Regions from separate parts of the Mus musculus genome. Here all the other regions are linked to region 3. The links are chromatin loops, found by intact Hi-C in ENCODE. Cell type or tissue: left cerebral cortex. All regions are shown on one strand.

Evidence for each region. Hi-C counts contacts between places; a loop is a spot of excess contacts. Peaks named below come from ENCODE experiments on the same cell type or tissue, not always from the same donor. Only the 100,000 strongest peaks of a DNase experiment are listed, where the experiment ranks them.
Region 1: a loop joins it to region 3, with 2.0 times the contacts of the local background. A loop is called at or near these places in 3 of 42 quality-filtered maps.
Region 2: it touches region 3 in a loop (5-fold over the local background); 2 of 42 quality-filtered maps call a loop at or near these places.

Annotation. Positions count from the first base shown.
Region 1 is chr2:135,006,259-135,014,258 of GRCm38, forward strand. All of the region lies in intron 3 of Plcb1 (phospholipase C, beta 1), which reads left to right. Among named protein-coding and RNA genes, the nearest start is that of Gm39941, 93 kb to the left of the region's middle. In left cerebral cortex, CTCF peaks have their summits at 1,095 (motif pointing left) and 1,843 (motif pointing right); a DNase peak (open chromatin) is centred at 4,309; H3K27ac peaks cover 1,330 bases.
Region 2 is chr2:134,910,975-134,918,974 of GRCm38, forward strand. The region is part of intron 2 of Plcb1 (phospholipase C, beta 1); the gene reads left to right. It overlaps Gm39941 (a long non-coding RNA gene), which reads left to right and starts at 6,545. Exons shown (of 2, transcript XR_866761.2): 1 at 6,545-8,000. In left cerebral cortex, a CTCF peak has its summit at 272; DNase peaks (open chromatin) are centred at 27, 1,001, 1,885, 3,271 and 3 more places; H3K27ac peaks cover 4,219 bases.
Region 3 is chr2:134,842,533-134,850,532 of GRCm38, forward strand. The region is part of intron 2 of Plcb1 (phospholipase C, beta 1); the gene reads left to right. Among named protein-coding and RNA genes, the nearest start is that of Plcb1, 60 kb to the left of the region's middle. In left cerebral cortex, no CTCF peak of the experiment used is centred here; a DNase peak (open chromatin) is centred at 4,215; H3K27ac peaks cover 1,566 bases.

The DNA.
Region 1 (8,000 bases), 160 kb after region 3:
GCAGTAATGGAGGACCACTGACTGCTATGCCTGAGACCAAATGTGCTTTACCCTGCAAAGTGGGTAGGGAAACATGTCGTAAAGGGACCCCTGTTACTGAATGGTCACAGAGTCCTGAAATGTTGTCGTGTGTGTGCAAAGGAGAGGCTGCTTTTCCGGTTATACTGAGCATTGGGTGCAGGTTTTCAATGGTGGGCTCTTCTGTTGGTATTATAAGACCTTACAGATCCAGGAATATGACCATAAAATGTGCTTGTACTGTCATATCTCAAGTGGGAAACAGGCTACATAGAAAATAATGCACTTTCATAACACATTCAAGACAACTAGAAAGGGGTGGGCCATGTGGTTTGGGCTTATAAGATCCCAGTTATTGAGAAGCATGAGAGTTCAAAGACACTCTGGGTTCTATAGCAAACACACACACACACACACACACACTCACACATACATATGTGAATATATATATGTATATATATATATTCATTCTCAACAATGGACTAGTCAATGCTGTTGGAGCTACCTAGTGTACTATCATGATTCTCAAATACAATAAGGACTTTAAAAAATATATGAAATTTTATATACAACCACACATATATAAACTATTATAAAGACAAGAAACATAAGTCTGAATTTTGGAGTTTGGCAACCTCTACAGATTACTTGCTTTTCAGCCAGGGCCTAATCAATGTTGAAGACCCTTTGGAAACTGAGCCTCAATGTTGTGCACGTGAGGAGGCATTGAGGTCAGGAGTTAAGGTGACACTCTGAAGACAAGTTTGACAAAGGACAGCAGTCTTGGACTAAAAATAAAGAGAAGGAAGGACAAGACTAAACACAGTTCTCTAGAGTTCTAGTCCTTTCTCGGTAGAACACATGCAGTTTTCTGGGGCACTGAAGTTGTTTTGAAGAAGACCGCCATAGGAGCTGCCTCCAGATTGTTCAAGCTCCAGTCAGACCTTCCTGGAAGTCTACTTAGGCCCTTCAGGAAGGTCAAGCTATCAAGATTAGCACCCAGCACTCCCACCCTGCCTCAGTTAATTGCCTTGTGCTATGGATGGTTCTGGAGCAAGTGCTGCCCTCTTCAGGCAGGCTGAGGAATTCTGCTCCATCTCAGTTTCTATTACAGATGCACAGCATTTTCCCTCTGGGGGTTTTGTTTTGTTTTTGTTTTTGTTTTTGTTTTTTTTTTCAATTTTTTATTAGATATTTTCTTCATTTGCATTTCAGATGCTATCCTGAAAGTCCCCTATACCCTCACCTGCCCTGCTCCCCTACCCACCCACTCCTACTTCTTGGCCCTGGCATTCTCCTGTACTGGGGCATATAAAGTTTGCAAGACCAAGGGGCCTCTCTTCCCAATGATGACCGACTAGGCCATCCTCTGCTACATATGCAGCTAGAGATGCGAACTCTGGGGGTACTGGTTAGTTCATATTGTTGTTCCACCTATAGGGTTGCAGACCCCTTCAGCTCCTTGGGTACTTTCTCTAGCTCCTCCATTGGAGGCTCTGTGTTCCATGCAATAGATGATGACTTATGAGCATCCACTTCTGTATTTGCTAGGCACTGGCATAGCCTCACAAGAGAGAGCTATATCAGGTTCCTGTCAGCAAAGTCTTTCTGGCATATGCAGTAGTGTCTGGGTTGGTGGTTGTTTATGGGATGTGTTTGATGCATTTTCTCCTATGCAGCACTTGGTTTCATTTGAATTTATCCTATTTTCTGTTGCATATGAAGGAAGAATAGTTATTTTGTACTTTTTTTAAAAAAAGATTTATTTATTATTGTATGTAAGTACACTGTAGCTGTCTTCAGACACACCACAAGAGGGAGTCAGATCTTGTTACAGATGGTTGTGAGCCACCATGTGGTTGCTGGGATTTGAACTCTGAAACTTCAGAAGAGCAGTCAGGTGCTCTTACCCACTGAGCGATCTCACCAGCCCTATTTTGTACTTTTTAACTTTTCCGTAGTTATGTTATAGTTTTGTTGTTGTTGTTGTTCCATTTTGCTTTGGTTTTATGTTTTGCAACAGACTCACACTCCAGCCCAGGTTGGGCTGACACTATTTTAAAGTACTCTTCCTTACCTTACGAGTTTTGGAATAACAAATCTTAGCTTTCAGTCATTTACTCTTCCATTTTATTTTATTTTATTTTATTATTATTATTATTATTATTATTATTATTATTTTTTTTTTTTGGTTTTTCGAGACAGGGTTTCTCTGTTTAGCCCTGGCTGTCCTGGAACTCACTTTGTAGACCAGGCTGGCCTCGGACTCAGAAATCTGCGTGCCTCTGCCTCCCGAGTGCTAGGATTAAAGGCGTGTGCCACCACGCCTGGCTCTACACTTCCATTTTAGATTAATTATTTTATTTATTTACATTCCAAATGTTGCTTCCCTTCCTGGTTCCTCCTCAATTTCGCCACCCCATCCCCCTTCCCTTTGCTTATAAGAGGGTGCTTCCTCTCCCACCCACCCACTCCCACCTCACCATGCCAGCATGTTGATACCCCCCTTTCCTGGGGCATCAAGGTCCTATGGAATTAAGTACACCCTTTCACACTGAGGCCAGACAAGCCAGTCCTCTGCTACATATGTAGCAGGGGCCACAGACCAGCCCATGTCTGAACTTTGGTTGATGGCTTAGTCTCTAGGAGCTCAGAGGATCCATTTGATAGTTGATACTGTTAGTTGATACTGTAGTTCTTCCTATGGGGTTACAATCCCCTTAAGCTCCTCCAGTCCTTTCCCTAACTCTTCCATAGGGGTTCCTAACTTCAGTCCAGTGGTTGACCTGTAAGTATCTGCATCCGTCTCAGTCAGCTGCTGGTAGAGCCTATCAGAGAACAGTCATGCTAGGCTCCTGTCTGAAAGCACAACATGGCATCAATAATAGTGTCAGGGTCTAGGACCTGCTCGTGGGATGGATTCTAAGTAAATCTGGTCTCTGAATGGCCTTTCTTTCAGTCTTCATTCCATTTTTGTCCCTGCATTTACTTTAGACAGGAACAATCCTGGGCCAAAAATTTTGAAGATGGACAGGTGGTCACATGCCTCAAATGGGGGCCATGAGTTTCTACTGGAGGTGGCATTTTTAGGTTTGGCTAAGGTCATCCCCATTATGTCCTGGGAGTTTCTCACTTTCATGGTGTCTGGGACTTTCTATAGGTCCCCTCTGCCCCACCTCACCCTGCTGCATATTTCTTTTTCTCTTACATTTACATCCTCAATCAGGTTTTTTCCCTGTTGTATGTTATGAGGTCTGAATCTTACATATTATTTTTAGAATTTCTATTTCTTTGTTCCAATTCTATTGACAATTTTAAAAGTGTGTGTGTGTGTGTGTGTGTGTGTGTGTGTGTGTGTGTGTGTGTGTGATGGGATAGGGTGGGTCAGAGTACAAACTTGTCTAATTAGTTTTTTCCTTTCTTCTTCATTTACATGGGATCGAACTCATGTTTCAGGTTTATAAGGCCAGGGCCTCTACCCCACTGAGCGCTGTCAGCTCCCAGCACTGCTTTGAATTCTGTATTTTAAAATATAATTGGATCCTTTTAAGTTTACTATTCTTTTATCCCAGTGCGAGCTACTGAGAAGTCTGTCTTTTGGACGAGTCTAAAACTTCACCTTTTCCCTGTGAGTTAGGAGCTACTGCTGTCTTATGCCCAGTTTTGGCTGTGCCTGGGTCTGATTCTCTGCTATTTCATTGCTCTGTCTGTCTTTGAATGTTTGCTAGAAAAACTTAAGGTATATTCATATTCCTCAGTGTGAAAGAGGATTACTATTAAAGAATGCCAAGAATATTAGTACCTTTTTACTAAGTTTTACTTTCAATACTATTTTCCTCACTTAATATCTGGGCCTATACAATACATTTTCTTTAAGGGATATATATATATCCCTTAAAGGTTACATATTATATGTATATGTGTTATATAGCATATATTATACATATTATATAATGTAATATTTATTATATATAATGTGTGTTTTAAAGCTACAAATGCAGTTTTATTCATTTACAAAAATTAATTTTACTAGTTTTACTGTTTTCAACTGCTTTGGAAATGTAAAACAAGTTCATTCCTACTTCAGCAAGTAACATAGTCTTATAGATTTAACCACAAAGACCAGAAAATAAAAACAAAAAGAAAAGTTTGTCTTATAAATTCAACTTCTGGAAAATCTGTGCCATCGCGGAGCTATTCATTGTATAATTTGGAGTGCATTTTGTGTAAAAATAACCTGTGTGCATTATTCATGTTGGCAGGCCCTTTAAATAGCCATAAAGCATGTGGGAGCGGATTGCATCTGCCCTGTGCTTTTTACGTCTGTCAATTCTAGGAGATGGGAATCTTGCATAATCCCAGAAGTTTTCTTATGTTCTGAACTGCTCGTGGCGTTTCATAGATGTATCTTGGCCGCATTATGCGGGTCAAAATGCCCCATTTCTTGATTGGACTCTGATCTAAGGAGGATAAGAACTGTCATTTTTACCTAATCACTGGGGAAAGTTGCAGCCTGAGTGAGACTCCACTTATGTGAGTGCCTGAAGGATCAGCTTTCTGCCTGTCGTTTGTGCTGCCGTCTTTGTGACAGTGGTCACCAGGTTTATCACCCTTCTATTATTTATTATACTGGAGACACAAATACTAAAATACATATTTAAATATGTTAGCTCCCTTGAGCAGAAGTGTTCTTTAGGCATTTAATATTTGTCATTTTGGTGGCATTGAGGATTAGACCAAACCTTAAATCTTTGGGGAGTGTTCTTTGCCACATAGTATCTCTAGCCCTTTTGCTTTCCAGAGGGTATCTAGTTAAATTGCACAGGCTGGCCTTGAACTCACTATGTAGCCCAGTAGAGCTTCAAACTTGAAGTCTTGTTGCCTCAGCGCCAACATTACAGGCTTCACTAACAGAATCTTCTATTTATTCTTTTCCAGATTTCTGTATGAATTTCAGAACCATTATTGTTCTTAATACTCTTGGAATTTTATTGGTATTTAAAATTTAGCACACAATGATAACCATTTTTGTCATTAGCATAATGATTATTTCTGTCCAGATGGACAGCATGACTTTATTTTCCTTCATGCTGTCTTTATAGCTTTTAAAATGTCTTAAAGTATTCATCATATACATAGATTATATCCCAAATACTATCCCACATGTATAGTATTCTAAATAAAACTTCTATCCATAGTTTGAACATCCTTTAATGAAATGTGTGTGTGTGTGTGTAATATATACACACATATGTCACTATGCACCTTATTTATTGAATCTTCATAATATTTTAGACTGTCTTTCTAATAGGAATGCAATCCAAGTGTCTCTGATGGTGGTTCCTCCTTATTGCTAAATATGGCATCTGTATTTTATAGCTTTGTGATTTTTATTTGTTTGTTTGCCTTGAATCAGAGCCTTACCCTTTAGCCCAGGATTGTCAATGTAGCCTGTTGTATTCACTATGTAGCCCAGGCTGATCTATAATTCACTATGTAGCCCACACTGACCTCAAATGTATCCTCCTCTCTCAGTCTCTCGGGTTCTGATATTACAAGCATGGGCGACCACAACCAGGCTTGGTATTTTCTTTGTTTTGGAACTTAATTTTACATACTTTGACAACTTGGTAAAATTCTTATCCATGTGTATTTTCTTAAGAATTAATCAATATTGCATGTAATTATATGTTATGAGAAGTCAAATTTGTGATTGGATCTAATTCAGTTAAAAGCATAGTGAACATCTTCCATAAAAAGATCTTGCAGTTAGTGTCATATAATATTAAAGAATAAATAAGAGGAAGTGCTGCTGTTAGTGGTCCTTACACATGAAACAAAAGAGCAGGAGGAAATATAAGAAACAATGTAATATGATGTAAGTATAGTGAATTCCAGCAATGAAACATAGAAGTGATTTAGAAGATGTTAAAATTTGTTTTATAAGATAATAAGTTTGCCCAGTGAGCTGTGCATTGGATTGGCTAAATTAGAAGATGGTCATGGCCGGGAGTGGTGGTGCACGCCTTTAATCCTAGCGCTCTCGGGAGGTAGAGACAGGCAGATTTCTGAATTTGAGGCCAGCCTGGTCTACAAAGTGAGTTCCAGGACAGCCAGGGCTATACAGAGAAACCCTGTCTCGAAAAACCAAAAACCAAAAAAAAAAAAAAAAAAAAAAAAAAAAAAAAAGAAGATGGTCATGGCATCACCATGTGGCATTTCAATGTAGTGATTGTTGTCCAGAAACCAACCTGTATATGAACATAAGTGATGTCTGGTGAGACACACAGGTGATCGAGAATCAAAGAGAAGATTAATTTTATTCAACACCTAGAATGGCTTTGCCTGTCAACATCCAGTACCCTCGGATGTTAACCCAGCCAGGAAGGGGGTTTAGTGGAATCTATTCATGTCTTATGTAAAATTTGAATGCCCGGCCTACTAGACACCAAGACCGTTCTTGCTTTTTCATTGAGAAGGATGACTTATGCATAATTTCCTTTGTGCCATAAACATTGCCTATGTTAGTTAAAGTAGCTTTTCAAAAGTCTTTTTAGGGCTCATGTGTAGCTGTTTACATATCTAAAATATTTTTCTTATTTACCAGTAAAATATGTGACAGAGATTTTGTTTTCTTTCTTTGTAGGCAGGTTATATTATCAAGAATATTGACAGCTAACTCGCACTGAAAGCAATGGGTGGTATTGTGAATTTTTGGAATGAATCCCTGTGGTGTGAGTTTTTTTATTTTAGAGTTTGGACCACATATTTGCATATCTATATCAAAAGTCAGAGATGCTCAGTTTTCTATTATGTGCAATCACTAATACATCCATTCTGACATTTTCCCCAATGTTTCCTTCCATATCTAGTTGCTGACATGAAAATATGAGATTAAAAAGCAGTAAGGTAAAGGCTGAAAGAAATAGTTTCCAAGGTTATTTTACTTTTCTCTCATTTACCTTGAAAAACACAAACAAACATGCTCCTCGAGTAGCTAATACAGTGGGGGAGATAGCAGTTTTCTAGTGCAGCATAGAATTAAAGGGTGCATTATATCAAAAGGGTCTGTGGTCTAGTACAGTGCTGTATGGTTTGAAGTTTCTATGAAAATATTAAAATCCTTTAAACATTCCATTTTCAGAAATATTATGGACAGAGTTATCTAAATTATATCTTCATCCTTTACAACCTAGATTGAGTACAGATTGTATATTTTTGAAACATGATTCAGGCACTTAAAATGACATTTATTAGTAATTATGACTGCTTTGAGTTACAAATAATATACCAAAACCTGTTTCTTGAAGATTTTTGTGGTTCAATTACATATTTTTGGAAAGCTGTATATTTTCCTCAAATTCTGATCCCTGGCAGCTCTGTATTTATTCTCTGAAATGTGGAAATATTCTCTTAGTAGACAAGGAATGTTCAAATCATGAGTTGTCAGTGTTTAGTGCTCATGCTAGAGGGTAGAACTTAGAGTTCTTCACAAGCTGCAACAGCTATCCTGAGACTTGGGGACGTGAAGTCACAAATATTTGCAGTACTGATGAGCTATGAGTACTTCTACATCAGGCCCAGCTCCTGTGTGTCTACTGAGCTGTGAGTTGAAGAAGTTGCTCCTCTGATTTTGGGCTGGGATCTCTTGGGATCTGTTTTGGGGTCAGCTAGCTCAAGGCAGGTCAAGAATTGCCTCTACTGCTCTGTAAGTGATCCACATTCCTTTATAATTGACCCAGCCCAATCATGTTCTTGCGGGGAAAGAAGATAAAACACTAAGGTCTCTTAAGGTGCCTCCATCCAAAAAGGTACTCCATCAATTATGCAGCATTCTCAATGCCAAGGCACGTTTCTAGTTTGCCTTAGATTGGAGGGGCAAAATAGATTACCCGGTAGTACAAAGACTCACCAAATCACAGTGATGAAATGACTGGATAATATGAAAAGTGGGAGTTGAGGCTATTTTTGCAGTTAATCTT
Region 2 (8,000 bases), 68 kb after region 3:
CTGTGGCTGGCAGTCAATGGCTCCTGCTGCGATGGAAAGCAATTACTCAGTACCAGTCCCCTGGGAGGCTGATGACAAGGCAAGCATGTTCCCCACATTCATCTATACAAGGTGTAATAATTAAGCCAACAGAATCATAGTGTCTGCCTGAAGGGTGTACAAAGAAGCAGCAGGGACCCTCTTGGCTTGTTCATCACCTCCATGTTACCTCCACAGACTAGTAATTACTCAAGGGGTTTATGGCATTTACATGTGACAGCAGCCTTTGCTGCTGTAGTACCTTTAAGGTCCAGTGGGCAGAAGAAACCGTGTTTATAACCAGTGAAATGTAAGCACTGAGGGCTTGAATAATTTCCCTGATATCATCCTTCAGAAAGATTCTACATGCCTTGACAGGGAGGAAGATGAAGATGCATTCTAGAGTTAGCCACCATGGTGCTTGTCACGGGCAGTACCATTACATATATGTTCTCTGAACAGCAGGATTTTTTCTGTTGGAAATGTAGCTGTCTAGTCTTCATCTCCCAGTGGTAGTGGACAAAGACTAAGCAGCCGATTGGTTCTCTTAAATTAGATGTGAGATCTCGTGCGGAGTGACCCATAGGCTGCTTTCTTCCCCAGGCTGGAGATTAGAAACACAACTGAGCGGAGAGCAGTGTTGGGTTGCTGAACAAGGAGAAGGTAATGAGCAACTCAAGTTGAGGACAGATTTAGGGTGCTGAACTGGGAGTGAAGATTTACAAGAGCCTAACAATTGTGCCAATAAGGCGGGTTGAAAAATAAGCTAATGTGTTTGTGTCTTTTACATGCACATCTGAGGGAACCTGGGCAGGGCTGTTAATGAGGTCCACCCTGAACTTGAAGTGGGGTAGTAGCAACTCCATGCTACACCTAACCAATATATTTGGAGTTCTTGGCAAATCCTGAAGCCTGTGTTTCAATGCTGTCTGTTCTATTCTTTCCTTCCCAAGTCCACACCCTACCAGCGAGTTACACCCTAGAGCCAGCTTCCTCTTCTTGGCGAAGGCTTCAAGTAAATAAGAAATGACTGTTCATCTTACAATCTAAGACTTTCCCTCGGATACTGGTAGAAAAAAAAATTCAGAAGAAGAAGGGGGAAAAAAGAGCTGTTATATCTTATGTTGGTTTTCTCTAGAAGCAGAGTGACGGACTGGAATCAGCATGTAAGGGAGCCACTGAAGACATGTTCTCAGGAAAGAGTCTGAGAAAGGCAAAATATGCTAGCGAAGAACTAGCAAATCATAGGCTGGAGGTCAAATAGTTATATGAATGGAGAAAGTTTGACAGAGTCAGTGACACGAAAGAATGTGTGGTTCATAATGGAGGTACTTAGCTGATTGTTGAAGATGGGCCTCAGCACTAGTACATTAGTTGAGATAATAATAGCACAATTTGATGGGGGATGCTAAGACTGTTCAGCTCTGCTCAAACACTTGGCATGTGCCTTGACAGAGCTTCTGAGGCTGAAGTGTGTACCAACTTCCCCCAAACCTTGATGAAATGTAGTCTTGTTTCAGAAAGTTTGATGGTAGCATTTCTACTCAGATACCCTGGAAAGGTGATGTGCTTCTCCTCTGGCTACTGCATGTATTCTTTACATTTTGCAGATGAGGAACATGAGGCAGAGGATAGCCAAGCCACCTGGTTTAAATTATAGAAGTAGGAACCAACTGGGGTGTGGGTCTGCCAAGCCTGGCTCCTCTGGGCTATTCTGAAATGCTCTAGTGGAAGGTCTCCACAGAAAGGTGAAACTGGAAATAAATTGGCGCAGCCAACAAAGGAAAGACAAATGTCCCTGTGGTGAATCCCAAGGTGAGTGAGGCCAAGCCACTGGCCAAGACACTCACGGACAGCCATGACTAAGTATGACTCAGAGAGCTTGGTCTGCTCCTCTCCCAGTTTCCCTTCCAACTTCCTGGGACTCCAAACCATTTGGCTGCAGCTTGTCAGTGTTTCTGAGTGGCTCAGAAGGAACTAATCAGTGAGTGTCAGAGCCTCTGAGAGATGAATGGCAGCAGGTATAATTTCTCAAAGATCATTCCTTTTGTCTTTTTCCGTATTCCAACATGTAACGTAAAAACAGCAGGCAACTGGAGATTTATGGCTTGATTCATTCTAATTGATTTCTTGGCTTCCTTGGGTCTAATTAATTTTTTGCTGTGTCCCCTAAAATGGTACAGCAGGCTTCCTAAAAGCTTCAAGCACACAGCTGCTTCCCAGTTTCTGAACATCTAAAACTTGGTAGGTAAATAGAAATCGATTTTGTTTTTGAAACCCAGACAGAACAGAGGGAAATAGGCTGCAGAATGCATCAGAAGACCACGAATGACATTTATTTCAGTTCGCTAAGGAGGAGACTTTGAGGCAAGACTTGAGTGCAGTTACTTTTGGGGAGACAGTGCCAGGAAACCCTTTTGTGCCTTGGAGGAGTGAGAGAGGGAACAGAAATCACAAACTGTGTGTGTTTCAAGGCAGTTGTTCCTGCCCTGGCGAGCCAGGAGGTCTTGGGAATTTTCTAGGAGATAGTCTGTGTTTTCTGCTTCAAGCCAAGGAAGGAGTCAACTGTGGGGCTTATCCTCCAGTTCCATCAGTCATGGTTCAATGGCTTGGGGGGTCTGACACTGACACCCAGTCTTGAGCCTGATGTATCGGGCAGACAAAGCTATGAGTGCTTACGTTTGGCACTGAGGAGGTGAGTCCGTGCAGAAATGGTAATTGAGCAAGGTCCATAGACAGCACAGCTCAGTGTCCTTTACACTGTCTGAAGGTAAGCTGTGCTGCTTTGACCTTTTTGTGCATCAGTAATCTGCCCTACCTCCCCATGCTTCCCTAGCCTCCTGCTTGTTACCACCATCTGTGGAACTGCAAAATCTAGAAGACCTTTACATTGACTTGGAGAAACTAAGGCAGCTGTGCACTTTAACCCCATTTATGAGGGTTTGAAATACTGGTATGTATCATAGATATGAGTTGTATGCATTATAATTATAAATTATAGCTGCTGGCAAGGTTAGGCAGACTAGAAAGTGTTCAAGGCTTTCCTTCATTCAGTTATTCTGAATCCTTCACAATTACCAGTCAGTAGCATTTTAGTGGGGAGGCGGGGTATGGGAATAAACGAATGCCCAGCCAAACTGAAAATTGAATAGAAGCTTATTTTGGGCAGTAATTTTTAATGGGCTTAAAATTTAATCTGCAGAGTGCCACATTTGTGTTTCTCCTTGTTAGGACTGAAGGAGGAATAAAAGAGTGTGTTCTGGGCCAACACTGAGTTGGCTCCATCCAGACCAGTGCCTACAGGGTCCTAGTGCCTACCTTCTTGAATGGAGCCCCTCAAGCATTTCTGTGAGCTTCCTGGCCCAGCTGCTATTGCTTACCTTGTCCTGCTCATGGGGAGAAAAGCAGAAGGACACCACTGTGGTCACCAAGCCTAGGGTCAAGGTTCAAGAAAGGCTGGGGGTCTCCTGGGGTCCTCATTTCATGTTCTCATGCAGACTTGGCTACTTATTAGTCTGTTGCCTTAACATTTTCCTTAGAAGTCACAAGCATTGGTAGACTTGCCAGATCAGGGCAGTTTCAGGATCTGTCTCCTGCTTACTCTGGTATTTTCAGCATGTTTGTGTGAGATTGCTGTTGCTGCCTATGAAGGCAGAAGGCAGCTGGGTATCTTCTCCAAGGTGGCAGGTCCGCAGTGACCCAGCTTCCTCCTTCAGGTCTCACCCAATAACGTTCACCTCCTGCTCTTGCTCTTGACACTTTGTCCCCTGATGACTCATGGGTCCTTGGAGGAAAACTCAAGATCTGAATTGTATCCTTGTCCCTCTGTCACTATCCCTGTGAACCTCTGTGCTTCTTCTCCCTGCATCTCACTATGGCTTTTCCTTTAGATTACATATCATGGTGTTCACATGTGTCCTACAGTGTTTTAAGCATCTAGTAAACCAGTCTTTTCTAGCTGTCATAATTTTGCTATGAATGGGTCTTGTTTTTACCTCCATTTTACAGATATGGAAACAAGTTAACACAGTGATGATTATGAAAATAATATTCAGCTGGAGGAAATATAAAAATGAGATAATTTTTACTTTTTGTGTTCTCCTTCGTCCCTTTGTGTATCTATTCCAAGGGCTTTGGGGATGTCTTAAAATACACAGTAAAGGGTTGATTTGCATGCTCAGAAGATTAAGTGACTCCAAAAGGGAGGAAATGCTACTGGGCAAAAATAGCATTGGCGATGTGTTCAGACACCTCCTAAGCTCTGCTCTGTGTTTTCATGTGTATAATCTTCTATGGTGAGTCAAAGGATACAAATGTTCTAGAACAGATTGACTGAAGAAAGGAACTTTCTAATCAGCTGGCTTGCAGGATAAGCAGGAATCCTTAGGGCTCCGTGAGGAGCTGTGAATGAATTGAAGAGGTTTGACTTGCTTGCTTTGTCAATCCTCAGCATTTCACATAAGACTTCTTAATCTTAATGCCTGATAAGATGTTTATTTATTGCCTTGAGGGTGTGTGCAAGGAACATTTCATGAAAGTATATCCTAATGGTTAAGAAAGGAGGCAGAGTCTGTGTTTGATTCTGAGTCTCTATTTGAGTATTGAATGGTAGTCAGTCACATAAAGTATCTGGCCTTGGATTCATATCTATAAAATGAACACAGTAGAAAGATGGCAATACAAAGATGCCAATATGTCCTAAGGATGCTCTGAATGCCAGATGCTCATGTTATTGTAAAGCCTTGCCCAGTCTGAAGCACTCTTCTGTGGCATTATAAGGCCTGATTCTGTGACTTTGCTGAAATCCTTTAACTACACTCTGCACCATTTGTTTTTCCAGAAAAATGAAGTTTATAATGCTTTTCTCACGACATTAAATTACTATCTATATGTAAAACTCCTGGGGGAGCACCTAAAATCTTTGCCTGTTATCATATGTCTATCCAAGAACTTAGTACATAGTAGACACCCAATAAATATTAAATATTTGTTAAGCCTGTAAAAAATAAACCAACAAAAAAAAACAGTATTAGTAGCTGCGACAGCAGAGAACTTTTCACAGTAAAGTGTTATTATCTGACTGATATCTGGATATCTGATGCTGCTTGACATGTTGAGGTGTAGATGGTTGTCTTCAGGATGGGGGAAATGGTGGTTTACAAGATAGGGTGGGGCAAAGAAAGAGAGCTGTGGACAGCTGCCTCAGTCTCAGACAAGGGCTGCTTTTCTTGCCTAACTTCTGCTGGGTGTTTAATCAAGTGGGCTGAGATTGTGTCTAGCCATGTATATGTGGGTCTCTCCTGCTTTCCATCTGTCTCTGTCTGAGTCTGCCTGTCTCTGTCTGTGTCAACCTGTCTCTGGCTTTGTCTTTCTCTGTGTGTATCTGTCTGTCTGTGTCTCTGTCTCTCTTTCCTTCTACCACCCGCACAGTAAGGACTGAGATCGTATGCTGGAGGAGTTTCCGATACTGAGCACCTTTAGAGGAAGCTTTGGAAAATGCACTAGCCTTTGCCCATGCTGTTGTTTTGTTTACAATTTTACACATGATGAGGTGATCATATGTTTTTGTTTCTGCTGATGTGCAAGATGAGGGAGATTTAAAAAAGTAATTTCCAGTACAAAATAATTTCTACTCAGCAGTCTATGCTTTATTATTGCAAGTTCTTTTTCATTACTTGGAAAGAACTTGGATAAGATTAAGTGTATAGACCTATGTCTCTCTGTATATCTCTGTGCAATTATTTACAGATGCATGTATACATGTATGTAACATTATGCAAGATATACAAACATAGATTTATATGCATATATGAGTTGCTGTGTATCTATGTACAGATATGTAGAAATGAAGGTAAAAGTCTCCAGTGTATGAGTGTACTGATGAACATATATTCTAAAGTGTGCTTTGCCATATTCATAGTAATTCATAGTTCAATTGCCAGAGAATAGCTGTACATTGACGTTAAAAATACAAAAATAGTATGGGGGAAAGCCACTGAAAGCCATGGTCTCTTAATTGTTTATTGACAAAATTCTTGAAAGAGAACTTGAGAAAATGGGGGAAGGCAATTGAATGCCAAGTAATAATAATCATATCCACTGAAGGATGGCTGAGAGTGAGAGCACTGATTGGGAAAAGAAAGCTTTCTTGGGACTCTGTGGATGTTGGAATCGCTCACGCCCAGCAGCTATGAGGGATTTTAAAGATGAAGAGTAGACATTCTCTCAGGAATTAAAACCAGGAATTTTACCAGAAGGTTTCAGAGGGACAGGTTATCATAAAATGGCAAATTCTGTGCATCTTGCAGTAGGTTCTGTGCCTCGTTGGTCCTAACCTGAATGCTGACATGTCTGACTTGCATTTATTTTGCTGTTTAGAGTTCCTGTTGACTTTGTAGGATGTCCTGATGCTGGTCTTGCATGTTGCATCATGGTCCCACAAAACGCCTGTTCTGATAAGATGAAGCAAGAACTTGAATCAGATGCAGAGTTTAGGCAAACATCCTTTCAAGGCTCACTGTGAGTACAGGAGTGAAGAGCAAGAAACGACATATTTTGCATTCTTATTACTCAAGCTATTTCTTCTTTTAAGAAAATATCACCTTGGTCATATTTCTGATATTTGTTTTTAAGGGAATGCATTTAATCTCAATGTACTAAGGAAGACTTATTGAAGGCATGAACATACTGTTCCATTTGGGAGTCTAGAGCCCAGGATTTTGTTTTCTCTACTTTCAACATAGAATGAGACAGTGTGACATAAAAATTCCTTGGGGAAATCAAACCTTATTTTGCACTTTTTTATGTGTGTGTGTGTGTTTCCTCAGATTATAAAAAAGAGTTGCATGTAAAGATTATTTATTTTTAATTTTTAGATGTATGCATTGAGCATTTCTTTGATCCAAGCCCTTATGATGTTATAGGACAGAGGACCTTCAATGGAATCGAGCATGTTAAAATACATGCGTGGGCATGTTTCACATGGGCAATTCTACTTATAGTACTATTTATCAGGAATATAGAGTCAGTAGATTGTGGTGGTTTGATAAAAATGGCCCCCATAGCCTGATGTGTTTGCATGTTTGTCCCATAGAGAGGCACTATTAGGAGTTGTGGCTTTGTTGGCATAGGTGTTGGAGGGAGTATGGGTAAGATTTAAGGTTTCATATGCTCAAGTTATTCCCAGTGTGGACACAGTCTCTTGGTACCAGCTCTCGTATGTAGAACTCTCAGCTCTTTCTCCAGCATCATGTCTGCCTGCATGCTGCCATGTTCTCCTCCATGATGAAATGAACTAAACCTCTGAAACTGTAAGCCAGCCCTAATGAAATGTTTTCCTTTATAAAAGTTGCCATGATAATGATGTCTCTTCACAACAATTTAAAGCCCTAACTAGGACATAGATAGATGCTTGCTAGATAGTAGATAGTTTATGAATGGAAAAAATAAATGGTAGACACCATAGATGCTCTAGAATAGAGCCAAAAGGAGTCAGCAGAGGTACCCCAAGTACTCTGGCACCTTCACGCACCCCATTATGACAGCCATCACTCACAATTTCTGTCCTCGGGCCTCTATTCTGTATTTCCTTTCTTTCAGGTATATCTAATTTTTCAGAGGGAAGTTCACTTAGACTCTTAAGCAGTTTTTTCTGCCTAGTACAGTGACCAACACATAGAGATTTTCAAGCTAAGCACCTAGTTGTTATACCTTAAAATACTATCTTGGGTTTGTTTTTAATGATGTTACCTGCTTTATCATGTGCCTTACATGCACATATAAACATGCACAGGCTACTTTTAGGACCAGACCCCCTTCTATTTTCAACATTCGCCTCACTGAAAGGCATGCCATTCAGGGATTGGATAGAGATGTATATACTTTCTACTCCCAAACTCATACCACCAACCCTCTCTATGTCTCCTTTGTAGCTATCTATTGACATCTCCACTTACATATTGCTCTCTTACCCTCATTTTAAT
Region 3 (8,000 bases):
TTTTGCCTATCTGTGATTTTGCTATCAATCACAATGCTGAAAAGATCTGATGATTGAGAGTCAGTGGGGAATGTCATCAGTTTCTCTGTGTACCTCTGATTGTCCAAAGCCTCTGAGAAGTGGAAGCTCTGATGGGATTAAATATGCAAAGATTTTATTATTGGAAATACTTGTGTGATGAAGAAAATAATTATGAAATAGGCAGAAGGAGACTGGGAGGTCTCTCAATTTGAGATATAATTTTGAGGGAGAACTGATAGGTTGATTAGAGAAATCTGAAGCTTTTGTTTTGTTTTAAGTGAAATCAGCTGTCAGAGTATCTTATCTCCTAGGCAGAGACCAGTATGTACTTTTCTGCTGGGATCTATCACTGACTCTGAGCACCATTGTAAGTCTTGACCTCAGCATGAATGTGATGGTATTCTGACCTCAATAGCCTGAGCTTTTGGTGAGACTCGTTCTCTGCATAGCCCTGTAATAATGCTCCCTTGCGAAGTGGATGGCAAAGTGGATGCTGGACCTTGTCACTTTGTATTGGTTCTCACATGACTTCACCCACCCCTGTGATATGCAGTCACTCACTTTTAGTATGCAGTTCTGATCTCTTATCTACCATGCTAGCCTTATCTTCCTGTTACTTGTGAAGCCCTTTGCTTTGTAACCTTATAGAGCTTCCGACTCTGTACCTCACCATGAGCATATCATTCTTCTCCCAGCCCTGATCCTACAATTTATCTTCGTCTTAGCTCCTCATGTCATCTTCCTTGACATCCCCATATTAAACCTCTGGAATTGTCTTCTTCCTCTCGGGATACCTCAACAGGTACCATATCCTTTGGGTATATCTGTAATTCTGCCCTCTTTCTATTTCATCAGTGACCATTCTAATTAGGTTCACAGTTTTCTCTTTAATCACATATTTTATAGTGGCACAAGACGTTCTCAGTCCACTCTTTTGGTGATGGAAGTGGCTGGCCAGACACCGTTTACTTCATAGAGTTCTTATGATTGATTTTTCTCCATAGTCCTTGGCTTTGATGCCTGTTAAAATAAATACCAGTGTCTGCAATAGAGAATGAGTGTGGTGGTGGCAGTATTCCCACTTCTGGCTTTCACATAGCTACTATGAATGAGAGTTTGAATATATAATTCAAGTTTCAGACTCCAGCAGTGCCTACTGTATGTATAGTGGTAGAGAAAGAGTTAAAGTAAATAGCTAAACTATAAACAAATATGGCTACTGTCTAGTGTGTGCTGGGTTGATGATGGTGGTGGTTTTCTTATGCCTTATAGGCACATTGGAATGAAACATGATAAAAAATTTCATAAAGAAGAAATGATTATTGAACCAAGTAGTTTAAGATTCAACAATGATCAGATTGATTAATTTTTTATTAATTTTTTGCTTAATGAGTAAATTATATCTCCTCTTGTAGGGGAAATAAGTCCTTTGAAATGAGGGGCATGCTGGTTTAGTATTTTAGTAATGATTTTACTATAAAGGTATGGGTGAACATCATGTTTATGTGAATCTGTACTGAAATTCATACATTTTATTAAAATATGTACTATGTTTATTTTATTCCTATTAGGAGATATTCCATTTGCACATGTAAAAAACGGACATTTTGGAAGCAGAGATGCTGCACAAGGGAAATGAATCCCTTTCTACTTTGCAACAAAGGTTCTGGCAGGCACAGTCTGATGTTCTCATAGGAAGCCCAGTGACCTTGTGGATGAATGGATTTTTCAATCACATTGTAAAGTTTGCCATAATTTGTCATCCATATAGTCTTAAGAAGCAGGGTTATGACAATATATTGATTCTCCATCCCCCACATCTTATATTACTTCCAGTAAGATTTATCTAAGAGCTAGATCTCTTTCAGCTTGGGAGAACTTGAGTGCCGACAACTTCCCTCTTCCTTGCTATTTGTCACATGCAGAGCCACTGAGGAACTCAAGCACTTTGGGGATGCTTTGCTCAGAAAACAAGTTGCATAAGTATCCAGGAGAAGAATAGTAGGAAGGGTAGTTTTAACAGAATATTTGTTAATGTTCTATTAGGTCACAAGGCTGTGACTTGAGAGCAGCTGGCTTGTTGCTAGGGTATCCCGAATTGGTAGTGAACAAGCACTCTGCTTGTTCCCTTTTCTCACCGACAGACACATTAAGACACAGAAACAAAGACCTATAGATTCTGTATACACTTCTAGAGTCAGAGTTCTTCAGATCAGATGGCAGGTGACTCCATTTCCCTGTGTTTTTGAAGCAGCAGACCCCTCCCCCCTTTTTTACTAGTTGTACATATCCCCATGCCTTTTCCGGGAAGCCTTGTTAATTATTAATCAGGTCAGTGTATGAACCTCATGAAATTCTCAGATAAGGACTTTCTTGATATCTCTTTTTACACTCACTGTTAAAAGTATACAGATTAGTGTTATTTTTGCTTGATTATGTGAAACTGTTCAGTTCTACACTTGAGAAAAATCCTAACTGTTCCCAAATACCAATACTCCTGTTTTGAAACTTGAAATTCTTTCCCCTTGCCATCAGAGATAAGTTATGCGTTGTGGTTAGTGAGCTTGATGCCCACATGTAATCTTGTGTTTATGATGGCAGAATGAGGTGGGGAGTCAGTTTTTTTTTTTTTTTTTGAATCCTGGTTCTTCAGGTCGGTTGGCTACTGAGTTTAGAGGCTGAGGCATCTACAGGCAACCTGTAGGTGCATAATGGTTCTGATTGCGTTTTATTCATAACACCCAGATTATTTACCAGCTTAAAGCTGGCTATTTAAGGGTGAGCATTAACTCTTTAGCAGCACTGGGAGCTCTTTAATAAGTAACTAAAGACCTGGAGGTGATCTCTATTTTTCTAAATGCACTGGCTTTTATTACAGGTGCAGTTCACTGAAGGTCACTCGGTGGTTTCAAATATTTAATGTCCTTTTCTAAGAGAGTGGCCCCAGGCCAGTGAGGAAGCTGGATAGAATGTTATTTGTCAGTGCCCTGTGCCTAGCACACTAAGCCAGGTCGTAGTAGTTGTGTTCTGGCAAGGAAAGCAAATTGACAGATGTGACTGGAGATAGTAGGAGGGCCTTGGATGAAACACATTAATGAGGTAAGAGTATATGCATCAGGGCTTCCAGCTGAATATATTTGTGGCTTTTGGGGAGTAATGTTTTATTTTGATGTAATTTCAAACTTAAAAGAAAATTAATAAGACCAAAACAAGGAACTGTACACTGCTGTATGGGGGGAGTTGAAATGACTAAAGACAACATTAAGGGCACATGACCAGTAACATCACCTCCTGGGAAGATTGAGGGCTACGAAAAGAGCTGTCTGTCATCCAGGGCTCCTAAGTGTTTTGACATAAAGGCTTCCATGAGGAAAAATGCAGCATTGCCTGTCTCCTTAGATCAGAGACAGAGGTTAGGTGTGCATCCCTCCTAATCTACCTGTGGAGATAGTAGAGTAGTGCACTTCTGTCAGCTACACGGAGCAAAAGGCACATGAATGACAGCAAAAGGCACCTGAATGAGGATTCAGCAGGTAGGGATAGGTAGAAATGACTCAGATGTAGAAGAGGCAGAGAGAATGTTCAGAGAAACTGTAGAAGAGAAAGGGCATATGTTCAGGGCAGAAGGCAGCTCAACAATATAATGGGAGTCAGATGGTGAAGGTATGTGTAAAAGACTGTGAGCTTGTTGCAAGATCTTATGAAAATGGGGCTTGTTTACAGGAAATGGTCTAATATCCACATAGAACCAGCTGACCTTAATGGAAAAATACTTTCTACTGACTATCCAGTATATCTCCAGCATTGCTAAGACATTTGCTGTGCATGGTTTTTGATGTTCAAGTCCAGCCCAGGATTTCTGCCTTTGTATGTAATACTTAGGCTATTTTTATATAATTAGTGGCTAAAAGACAACATTCAAAGTACAGATAACTGGTATTCTGATCCATATATGTTAGACGAGACTGTGGGGAAAAATTTGACAGGGGCGCGAATTAGATAGATAAGCCCCGATGGCCACAGCCATGGAGTACTATGCAGCTATAAAAGGAAATTCACAGGAAGTAGCAGCGCAGAAGAATGATGCCTCTGGGTACTGATGTGGAAATAGCTCCTGGGGGAGGGGGAAGAGGTAAGAATAATCTTCTTTTGCACATTTTTGCCTTAAAGAAGCTAGGAGATATAAAAATGAATAAAAGTGTTTTGTGGTGGGTGGAAACTGGCAGATGGAGATGGGTGGGTGTGAAAAATCTTCACTGGCTAAATAAACCTTCTTTATACTTTTTAAAGTGTGTTCATGTACAAGTTGATGAAAAATGTAGAAAAGACGACTCTTATGTTCTCATAGGAACCTCAAGGACAGCTATTTTTCCACCCCCAAATACATTATCTTCATTTCTCATTTAAATGGGAGCATTTTTCTTTAGACATGAAAATGACATTCTCCAGCTTCCCTTGCAGTCTTGTGCAGCTCCTGGACCAATGACACATAAGTGGCATTTGGTGTCCCTTGATATTTTGCCACAGATTTGATCAACCACAGAGTCTTTTTGCTTTGCTTTCTTCTTCCCAAGTATGGATGTCCAGAGCCTCAGCAGATGCTATGGACCAGGAGAATGCATTGGGCTAAGAGGACAGAGCAGAAAGATGGAAACATGAATTCTAGTGCTACTGTGTTGCTACCACATATCTGATTTCTGATTTCTCTGACATGAAATGGAAACAGTTCTATTGTTGAGGTGGCACAATTACTTTGATGTAATTCATAGCATTTATTAGATATTGGGTTCTGGTCTAGTATTGTCCCTTAATTTGAATTTTGTGTCCTTTTGTGATCTTATCTCTTTTGTGAACTTTGCTGCGACTTAGATTTTTCTATTACTTCTTCAGATCTTTAGGTTGAAGCAGTTGAAGCCTGAGATAAGTATTACTGCAGAATCATGAGCTATTTCAGCATTCAAAGTGCCAAAGTTATAAACATTCTCGTTAGTGTAGCTTGCCATTTTTCTTTGATAGGTAAATGTTTACAAGTAAACAGCTAAATATTTAACCCCTTAGCACTTGACAGAAACCATATACATATGTCAGAATAAGTGTTCACAAATTTAAAGACATAGAATTGCATGGATTTCAGAATGGGCAAATGTCAACAGTACTACCACACTTACAATTTAGGCAAAAGCAAGCCTGGTAAGGACTGGGGAAAAAATGGCAACAGTGATGGAGTTTATGTCTTAGATTGATAGGAGGTATTCTGTGGTCCTGGTGGAGAGGGATAATGTATTTTCAGCTAGCATATCTATTAATTTGTTTATAATAGACTATAGTAAATAAATGTTAATATTCTACGCCAAAAGACTTAGTAATAAATAAATTCATTTTCTCTTGCTGAAAGATTTGCACTTTCAGTACTAGAAGCAAAAGGGCATTCTACCATTCTATCTGTGACCACGACAGTGTCTGTCTTACTGTCCACATCTCACTAGACTAGTCTTGCTCAGGGAGCAACAATGCAGGAGCAACAAGGAGACAAAGTTGAGGCATGTTTCATAACATCTAAATTCTTTGCAACCTGCAATGACTTCTTTCAGCCCCCTTATACTAACTCAATTTGCATATCCAATTTAGCACCTTTTCTCTGATTTAAGTAGAAATAATACTCGACTGGAAAAAATTGCATAATTATTCAACATTATGAAGACGGGCTTTTCCCAGATGTTATTAGTAGAAAACCTTTTCAGAAAATAAAGAAGAAAGCATTCCAATGGAGAAAAAATAAAAGAGGCTTAAAAGATAAAGCAATAATTTGTCATTGTGTTGCTGAGAGGGAAGGTCTGCCTCTGCTGAAAGTTGCTGTATCCTCCAGATTCTTTGAAACTGATCCCCACTGTTGTGGCATGTGGACTTGGGGCCTTTAGAAGGTGACAAGGAGTGTTCTGGGTGGGCCCTTGAAAAGGAAATTAGCACCTTTAGGAAAGAATCCACAGCATCCTCCTTGCCACACAATAAACAGTAAAAGATAGCCTTCTGGGAGGAAGAGTGTGGTCTCCAACTGGCATGGAATCTGCCAGGTAACTTGATTTATATGTAACCATCCTCAGAACTGAGAGAAATAAAGGTATGATTTGTTTTTACAAGCCATTCCGACTACTCTATTTTTGCTTTGAAAGCACAAATGGAGTGAAACAGATCTCTCCCGGTGATATAGTAATGTCAGCACATTTGACACAGAACAGACATGCCTTTTCTATTTCATGTTTTAAGCCATTTGTTTATTTATACATACGTTCTTGGGTAATTGTTCACTGAGCATCTACTTTGTGCTAGACCCATGCAACTGGAGATAGAGTCCCCAGTAGCATAGTACTGAGAGTCTTCTGTGGAGTGGAAGAGAAAGTAGACTACTCTGAAAGATAGTATTTCAAAAGAAATCTATTGAGGCTGTGGGTCCAGAGAACCTGGAGTCAGTAGGATCTGAGCTCTCAGACAGTTTGAGTGCAGATGGGAAGTACATTGAGTCTTGAGTCTGTGAATCACTTGAGCTTGGCAATGTGATAGAGCTTTCCCTGAGAACACTTAGAGGGCAAAGGCAGTGAAACCAGAGTCTAGGACATGGGACAGTAAGGTTGGAACAGTGATGCAGGAGAGAAAGTTCGGCAGTGCAGGAACATATGTGACCAGTATAAAGTGTTCTTCCTTATCTTTTTTGATAATTTTTGGTTGAAAGCTGATTTTATTCAATATTAGAATGGTTACTCCAGCTTGTTTCTTGGGACCATTTGCTTCGAAAATTGTTTTCCAACCTTTTACTCTGAGGTAGTGTCTGTCTTTGACACTGAGATGCGTTTCCTGTATACAGCAAAATACTGGGTCCCATTCACATATTCAGTGTTAGTCTATGTCTTTTTGAGTCCATAGACGTTAAGAGATATTAAGGACAAGTTCTTAAGATATTAAGGAACTTTTCTTCTATAATTTTGTTGAAGATATTTATTTGCCCTTTTAGTTGGGAATCTTCACCCTCTTTTATACCTATTACCCTTAGTTTTCATCTTCTCATTGTGCCCTGGATTTCCTGGATGCTTTGGGTTAGGAGCTTTTTGCAGTTTTCATTTTCTTCGATTGTTGTGTCAATGTTTTTTATGGTATCATCTGCACCCGAGATTCTCTCTTCTATATCTTGAATTCTGTTGGTGATGCTTGCATCTGTGATCTTTTACCTAGGTTTTCTAACTCCAGGGTTGTCACCCTTTGTGATTTCTTTATTGTTTCTATTTCCATTTTTAGATCTTGGATGGTTTTGTTAATTTCTTTCATCTGTTTGATTGTGTTTTCCTATAATTCTTTAAGGGATTTTTGTGTTTCTTTTTTGAGGGCTTCTAGCTGTTTATCTGTGTTCTCCTGTATTTCTTTAAGTGAGTTATGTATGTTCTTTATGGCATCATGAGATTTTACTTTAAATCCAAATCTTGCTTTTCCAGTGTGATCTTGTATCCAGGACTTGGTATGGTGGAAGGATTGGGTTCTGATGATGCCAAATAACCTTGGTTTCTCTTGCTTATGATCTTGTGCTTGCCTCCTGCCATTTGGTTATCTCTAGTGCTACTTACCCTTGGTATATCTGACTGGAGCCTGTCCTTCCTGTGTTCCTAGTTGTATCAGAACTCCTCAGAATCCAGATGTCTCTGTGATCCTGTGAGTCTGGAATCCTGTGATCCTGAGATCTTGGATGTGTCAGAGCTCCTGGGTTTCAAGCTGCCTCTGGGACCCTGAGATCCTGGTGTGGCCAAGCTCCTGGGATCCAGGGATCCTAGGCATGTTGGAGCCCTTGGAAGTGGAGCTTCCTCTGGGTGTTGTGGGACTGGCTCTGATCCTATGATCCTGGATGTGTTAAAGTACCTGGGAATGGAGCTTCTTCTGGGTGTTTTGGGACTGGCTTTGGAGTTTACCTCAAGGTCTGCTCAGGGCACAGGCCCAGA